2 separate regions of the Homo sapiens genome follow, and region 2 is linked to region 1. Evidence: chromatin contacts called from ENCODE Hi-C data. All regions are on one chromosome and are shown on one strand. The core of a region is the stretch at or near the end of the contact, and the rest is flanking DNA. Distances in the headings are between cores, read along the strand shown.

Region 1 (3,770 bases), core at 1,105-3,604:
GTGGAGAGTAAGGTGCCAAAATAAAAAGCCAGGACCCAGGTACATGCATCTGTCAAAACTCATCAAATTGTACACTGTAAATCTACAACAGCAGGGAGAGGTGACCTGCCCTACTAGGTATGGGCGCTTATCAAGGAACTGTAGTAATTAAGACAGCACCGATCAGGCACACAGATGGATCAAGTGGCCCCTAATAATGAAGAGCCCAGGCTGAGGTCTCCAGACATCTCACCGCTCCCCTTGCTCTCTTGTGCTTCAGCCATCATCTTGAGAACACTCCCTAACTAACCGCACGAGGACAGGAGATGTGCGGAGCCAAGTGGAGTAGCCCCAACCATCCCAACTGAGCCCAGCCAAGGTCCACAGAGCTGCTCTCCTGACCTCCCGTGTGGGAGGAATACACTTGCTGCTGTACACCACTGAGGTCTGGTGTTTGGCCATTGATGCAGCATTTCTGGGGCAACAGATAACGGATAGGTCTGTGATGTTTATTCACTATTAAAAATAGACGAGTAAAAATAAGCCTTTGCATAGACCAGTGATGAGTGATTATGATTAATCCAATTTGATGCACCTGCAGTCCAAGAAAAATAAATAGAATATTTTGACCTGTTAAGCACAGTTTTCACTAATTTTTCCTTATCCTGTGTGCACGAAAGTCTGGACTCCTGCACCAAATTGTTGCAGAAATAAAGGGAAGCAAGAGACTCAACAGTTTAATCCATCGAGTGCTTACTGAATGAAGGGCTGACAGATGCACGTCCTTCACTAGATGCTGAGAACCAATATGAACAAAACGACACTCCTAGCCTCTAAGAGTTGGTAAGCAGGTAAGAGAAATAATTTAAATAATATTTTCATGAGCAGGCCTTGAACATTCTGACTCCTTCAGTAACTAACTTCCTATATGACTTCTTATAGCTTTTATCAACAACTAAGTTTAGCTTTTTTTTTTTAAAGATCAAATTTTAAACGCTTTTTAGTCAGTGCTGTCTCAAATCACTGGCAGGAATTGTGAAGTTCAAAGCAGAGAAAGGTCGTAGAATAGAATGGTGGTTATAAGACGCTGGGGGCTGGGGGAGGTGAGGAAGGAGGGAATGGGGAGTTGCTGATCAAAGGGTACAAAGTTTCAAACACACAGGAGACACAGCTTTTAAGACTTACTGCGCACTAGGATGCCAACAGTCAACAATAATTTACTACACATGTGTATTTCAAAATAACAAGACATTTCAAACATCTTACCACAAACAATAATAACTGAGAGAGGTGATAGATATGTTAATTAGCTTGATTTAACCACATTGCAATTGTATACACGGCTCAAAACATTACGCTGCACCCCATAAATGCACAGAGCGATTATATGTCTCAGGCATCAGGGCAGGTTGCTTCTAAACAGGGAACAACATGAGATCCCAAAGTTTCTTTTAAAGCCTAATCAGCAATTCCAATTTTCCTTTTTTCTTTTTTTTTTTTTTTTTTCCAGCAAGGTCTGGCTCTGTCCCCAAGGCTGGAGTGCAGTGGCGCCATCAAAGCTCACTGCAGCATCGACTTCCTGGTCTCCAGTGATCCTCCCACCTCAGCCTCCTGAGTAGCTGGGACCACAGGCGCGCACCCCCAAGCCCAGCTGATTTGTTCATTTTTTGTAGAAACAGGGTTTCGCCATGTTGACCTGGCTGGTCTTGAACTCCTGAGCTCAGGCGATCCTACTGCCTCGGCCTCCCAAAGTGCTGGGATTACAAGCCCGCACCCCACGCCCGGCCCCAACTTTTCTTTCTCTCTTTGCTGGAGAGGAGGCTTCGAGGTTCCCTGTTCCGGCCGAGTCCAGCGCCGCCAAGGCCTCCCCTCGGCATCCCCGCTCCAGTTCTGAGTAACTTCAAGGGCTCCGCCTCTCCACAGAGCAGCCCCGCCCAACGCCGCGGCCGCAGCCCCAGAGTCTGAGGCTTGGCTGCCGAGGTTCCCGCTTCTCCCAGAGAGCGCCTCGGCGGGCAGCACCGACTCCGTTTTAGGAAAGGCCGGGCCGGGCTGCTTGTGGGCGGTGGGCGGCCACCTCAGCAGCGCCTTTCCCGGGCGTCGGCCAGGCGGAGGGGAGGCCGCCGCACTTCTCCCCAGCCCCGGCCTGGGTCCCATCGGGCGCCCCCAAGTCCCGCGCTCCCCTAGGTCAGGCGCGCCTCCCTGCCCGCGACCGCGTCACCTTCCAGGAGCTGAGGCCCACGGCTGGGATATCTCCCATGGCCGCCGCCGGCCGCCCCGCCGCCCCGCCGCCCCGCACGCGACTACCGACAGGCACCGCGCGAGCTACTGCGGCGCTGGCGACCCGCCGTTGCGACTGGCTGGAAGTGCCTTGTGACGGCTGACACTCCGACAATGGCTGGAAGCATGAACGCAGGGCTTCCTGACTGGCTGCTGGTGTCGCGCGCCGGGCACTGACTGGCTGGTTGTATTAAGGACGGGCACCCCGATTGGCTGGAGGCGCAGAGCCAGCTGGAGTCCCAAATGGCTGGAAGCACCGCGCTCTGGACATCCTGATTGGCTGGCGGCATAGACGACGGAATTTTCGATTGGCTTGCAGAGCCACGCAGGAGCAGGGAAGGTTTTACAATCGGCTGGCATTGCCGCTCACGCCCCCACCTTAGGTGTGACCTCCTGGTTGCCTTCTCCCTCGCACCGGGTGCATATGCGACTGAGGGTAGGGCAGAGGTGCTAGGTTGATGGGCAGAGAGTCTTCACCGTTCCAGGGCCTCGCCATGGCCGGGCCATCCTAGGGCAAGCTCTAGGGTCAGGGTGCAGAGTCCTGCGTCCCCTGGGGCACAGGGTGCGCGGGAGTGGGTCCCCGCTCTCTTGTACCAAGGATGGCCATTCTCAGGTGCCCCGAGGCCCCCAGTCTGGGAGAAGCGTGCCTGGCCTTGGTTCCCCGTCAGGGAGCCACTGTGCCCTTGGAAAATGCCTTCCACTCCCTGGGTCCTGGCCCAGAGCGGCTGGGGCTTGCAGGACAGCGGGGGTCCTGGGTGGTGCAGGGGAGGCCGAGCCCTGCATGTAGAGGGGAGCGTCCTTGCTTGCAGCCTCGGGCCCCCGTTTGGAAGTGGATGGGGTGGACTGGACACCCCCCTTATGAGTGGACTGGGCTCCCCCAGGGCCAGTGGAGGGAAAGAGGGGTCAAGGGAGCCTTCCGACGCCCCTCTTATCTCTCCTGGAGCTTACAGCTCCCCCTTCATTGCCCCCCTCAGCCCTGGGAGTCCTACTGCCTTGAGGACACCCACACCCAGATGAGGGCTTTGTTTCTAGGTTCCTTGCCTGGGTCTTCAGTGCTGGCCATCAGGGGAGGCGCTGCCCATTCTGCTCAATGGGGCGGCTGCAGCCAGAGAAACTCCCAGGGTCACTCTGGGTGTCCCCCTGCCTCCCACCCAACTTGCATCTCCTGTGAGCATCCATCTCCTCAATGTGAGCTCCTCACAGGTGGGAAGGGGGATCTTCGATACTCTCATTTATTCATTCAGAAACTGTGCCTGGAGCACTCACCTGTGCACGGGGCAAGTTAGGCCAGGGTGCAGTGCTGAAAATGACCTGCATGGGCCTTGCCCTCAGGAGCTCACCATCTGTAGGAATGAATGGACAGAGCATAAAAGCAAATGCATGAGAAAAAAAAAGAGCAGGTGCTATAGTAAAATAAAGCAGGTGCTTGTGGTGAGAGGCGGAAGGGACAGAGTGAGGGAATCCTCAACACCTCAATGAAGTGGCATTTATGCTGCAAACAGAAAGGCAAAGAG
Region 2 (4,039 bases), core at 417-2,916, 120 kb before region 1:
ACCCGAATGTCCTGTGGTGAAATCCTAATGCTGGACAGGGTTGGAGCTTTTGGGAACTTTGGGCACCCTCGGTCCTCCTTGGATTTTTTCCAAACTTAACAGCCATAAGTGACTTGGGCTCCCCCTGACTCAGCTTGGGGCAGTCTTTCTTCCAAAGCACTGTCACCCTACAGTAAGCCCATTGATCTTTTTCTACTTTCCCTTTCCACCTTGGGGGTTCCTTTCTCTTCAGGTTTCCTCCCATGGCAGCTATGAGTATCTCTGCCTTCAGTAGTGCCTTGGTTTCCTTGGCTTCTCTGCTATTATAAGGCCTTGAACACAATGTCAATTAATTGAGAAGTGTTCATTCCAATAGCTCCCCTCCAGCTTTTGTAACTTCTTTGTGATGTCTGGGGCATTTTGCTCTATAAAAGTCATGTTTATCATTCTGACATTTTCAGGATCCTGCAGGTCTAAGTCTGTATGCTTTCTATATGTTTGACAGATACATCCATGAACTCTGAGGGAATCCTTGTTAGGCTTCTGCTGAAGCTCCTGCACTTTTTTCAGACTTTTAGGTCTCGGCACCCCTGACCTATCACCCTTTAGAATACTCCAGATGATTTGTCCAGGCCCCATCCTCCTCACTTGGGACCCAGTTTGGGTCAGCATGTAGAATCTTATCAGGGTCTGGGGTATCATCTGGGCTTTTTTCATGAAGACACCATGCTTCCTCCTTTCCATTGCCTAATGCTTGCTTTCTCTTGTCTGCAGTAAGCATAATATTTAGGAGGGCTTGCAAATTAGCCTAAGTAGGGTGATGGCTGGCAAAAATAGTGGTAAACAATTCAGTCATCTTCTGAGGATCTTCCCTGTAGAAAGGATTGGAAGTTTTCCAATTCAGTACATCAGATGTAGGAAAAGGCCTGTATGCCCAATAATATCGAGCTGAAGTCCCTTGCTGATTAATTCCCATGGGATATTGTCAGAGGGGAAATTGCCCTGCCCCAGCTTGGTAGATCTCCAGCCAAAATCAGTGCCTTGCCTAGTTCAGGAGGGAGAGACTATGTTTGCAGCCTCTTTATACTCCAGGGATGGTGGTTCCTCCACCTCTTGACTAAGTAATGTGGCACCAGTTTCAAGTGGGTTAAGCACATTTAACAACTGCTGACTCTCTAGCTCCTTTTCTTTCTCTCCCTGGGAGTCAGGACAAACTTTTTCCAAGTGGTGCACCATTAGTTTATTTCCTTTAACCTCTTGGTTATGTATCAACATAGATGTCTGAAAATAGGGTACTTTCTCTCATTTCCCTTAACACTGACAAAAAGTTTCAACGGAAAGATCATAAAATAGTTTAAAGATCTGAAAACAGGCCACTATTCTTTGAATCCTCATGTCAGGGCAGGAGCCCAACTTCCATTAGCTCTTGTTTGCAAACCCAGAGGGAATAATCACATTGGCCAACCAGCCCCTTTCTGTTTTTTGAAATTTTCCACTTTGCTGATTCCACTCAGTCCCTGCTCAGCCTTTCCCTCTCACCCGTTCTCCCTTAAAATGGTGAGTCACCTTGTATGAATCAAAGTTCAGTTCAGTCCATACTGGACCTCTTCCCTATTACAACACTGGATTACTAATAAAATCCATCGTCACCATTTTAACCAGTGTTCAACCTTGTTTATGTTCGACTTTAGCAATAGCAGAAATTTTTTCTAGCTTTCATAGTTAGTATCTACAGTCAGGTGAGAATGAAGGCTGACTAATATGACACTTACCTCTGGCTTCTAGTACTGAGCAGCAAGCTAAGTATTAGAGGTTTAAAAATATGATTAATTTCATAGCAAATTCTGGCATAAGTCAAAATAAGCACTTATATTTGATCATTAAAATATCAGGTCAATATCCACTTCATAAAGGAGATCATGTAACTGTAATTATGTTTCTTAAAGACTTCTGTTTAGAAATCATGTTTGCTTGATGTTCAAGTTTCTAGACTTCTCTAAGGGTCAATTGTTAAAACTGAGTTTTTTCTATTGCCAACAAGGATAGAGACTTTTCTTCTCTGCCCATTTCTTAGATTATTTCCTTGAGAAAAAATTGTATTTGTAAATCCTACCTCAGTCCCTTTGATATTCATGTAAATATTTTTAAAAGCCAACTAAGCCTCTTACCAGAATTGCAACATGTGAGTGTTTTGTTAAGGGTAAGAGAGCCAGCTCTTTGGAAATGTAAACATTAAAAAAGGAAAATTCCTATCTCCCTGGGTCCCTTGCTCCAAGCTACAACTGCCTGCTTGTCATGGAGAAATGTCATTTTTCCTAGTGATACAGGTGATTGACTAGCACAGATGGCTAACCCAATTACCAGGTGAATTTGGGATGAAGCCATGAAAGAATGTTATCAAAAAACAGTGTTGTTAGGCCTTCTTATGTGAGGACCAGTTATCATTTATCATGAGAAGATGTGTGTAAAGGCTGTACTCCTTGGCTTTTTAAAGAGGTCAGATTCATTTCTGCCTTTTAATCTCATTAGACCTTACCTGTGGTGCACATTGCAGTGTGGTTTAATGCCTTTTGAATAAGAAAATTATTTTCTTTCTTTTCTACATTTTTATGGAGGAGTTTTTTAGATTGGCAGGAGATTTCATTTTTAACATTATTCTCCAGTATAAAGGAAAACATACTTGACAGTTATGTACCAAATTAGGTAAAAGAAGATTGATATTGGATGTCCCCAGGGGCTCATAATTTCTACCTGTAGTAACATAACTTTCCCCTGTTTTCTGTAGACACAGAACTTCCCTCCCTTACACAGACTCCTCATTGGTACAGCCCAATTACATCCACTGTCCTAAGCATATGGACCCCCTATCTATCTCAATTCCACCCCCAGTGATTCACTGAGGGAGCAGTTCCAGCCTTGGGTCCCCAGATGATGTAAGGCATTGAAAACCCCACCTTCCCATAGAGGGCCAAGAGCAGAGCATGGGCATATTTGATTAGTACTGAGGAAATATGAGAGTAGGGAAACTTTGCTGTGACTGTATTCTTGTGCATTAGTGCATTCTCACACTGCTATAAAGAACTACCTGAGACTGGGTAATTTACAAAGAAAAGAGGCTTAATTGACTTACAGTTCCACAGGCTGTACAGAAAGCATGGCTGTGGAGGCCTCAGGAAACTTACAATCATGGAGGAAGGCAAAGGGGAAGCAAGCACATATTCACATTGCTGGCAGGGGAGAGAGAGAGAGAGAGAGGGAGGGAGAGAAATAGAGAAGAGGGAGGTGCTACACACTTTCAAACAACTAGATCTCATGAGAACCATATGATGAGAACAGCAAGAGAGAAGTCAGCCTCCATGATTCAGTCACCTCCCACCAGGCCCCTCTTCCAACAGTGGGAACTACAATTTCACATGTGATTTGGGTAGGGACACAGAGCCAAACCATATCACTCCGCCCCAGCCCCTTCCAAATCTCACATTCTTCTCACATTTCAAAAGACAATTATGCCTTCCTAACAGTCCCTGAAAGTCTTAACTTATTACAACATTAGATCAAAAGTCCAATTCTAAAGTCTCATCTGAGACAAGGCAAGTCCCTTTCAACTATAAGCCATAAAATCAAAACTAAGTCAGTTACTTCCTAGACACAATACGGGTATGGGTACTGAATAAATGCTTCTGTTCCAAAAGGGAGAAACTGGCCCAAACAAAGGGGCTACAGGCCCCATAGAAGTCCAAAACCCGGAAAGGCAGTCAATAAATTTCAAAGCTCCAAAATAATCTCTTTTGACTCCATGTCTCATATCAAGGCCACACTAATGCAAGAGGTGGGCTCCCAGGGTCCTGGGCAGCTCTACCCCTGTGGCTATACAGGGTAAAGGCCCCATGGCTGCTTTCACTGGCTGGCACTGAGTGTCTGCCGCTTTTCCAGGCACACAGTACAAGCCTTCAGTGGATATACCATTCTGGGTTCTGGAGGATGGTGGCCCTCTTCTCATAGCTCCACTAGGCAGTGCCCCAGTGGGAACTCTGTGTGGGAACTCAAACCCCATATTTCC

What was found. A loop is a pair of places that touch in the nucleus more often than their neighbours do. Pooled maps may share reads with other maps.
Region 2: a loop to region 1 is called in a pooled map, with 2.0 times the contacts of the local background. The contact joins the enhancer-like site here to the promoter of AKR1E2 in region 1. A Hi-C loop is called at or near these places in 1 of 50 pooled maps.

The regions. Positions count from the first base shown.
Region 1 is chr10:4,824,791-4,828,560 of GRCh38, reverse strand. AKR1E2 (aldo-keto reductase family 1 member E2) reads right to left here and starts at 2,354. Exons shown (of 10, transcript NM_001040177.3): 1 at 2,198-2,354. The coding sequence starts at 2,236. RefSeq lists a silencer at 1,848-1,927.
Region 2 is chr10:4,945,423-4,949,461 of GRCh38, reverse strand. No RefSeq gene overlaps it. Among named protein-coding and RNA genes, the nearest start is that of AKR1C1, 16 kb to the left of the region's middle. RefSeq lists an enhancer at 1,391-1,685. Within about 2 kb of position 1,666, at least 12 of the 41 ENCODE cell types and tissues checked have a DNase peak (open chromatin) inside an H3K27ac peak, as active enhancers do.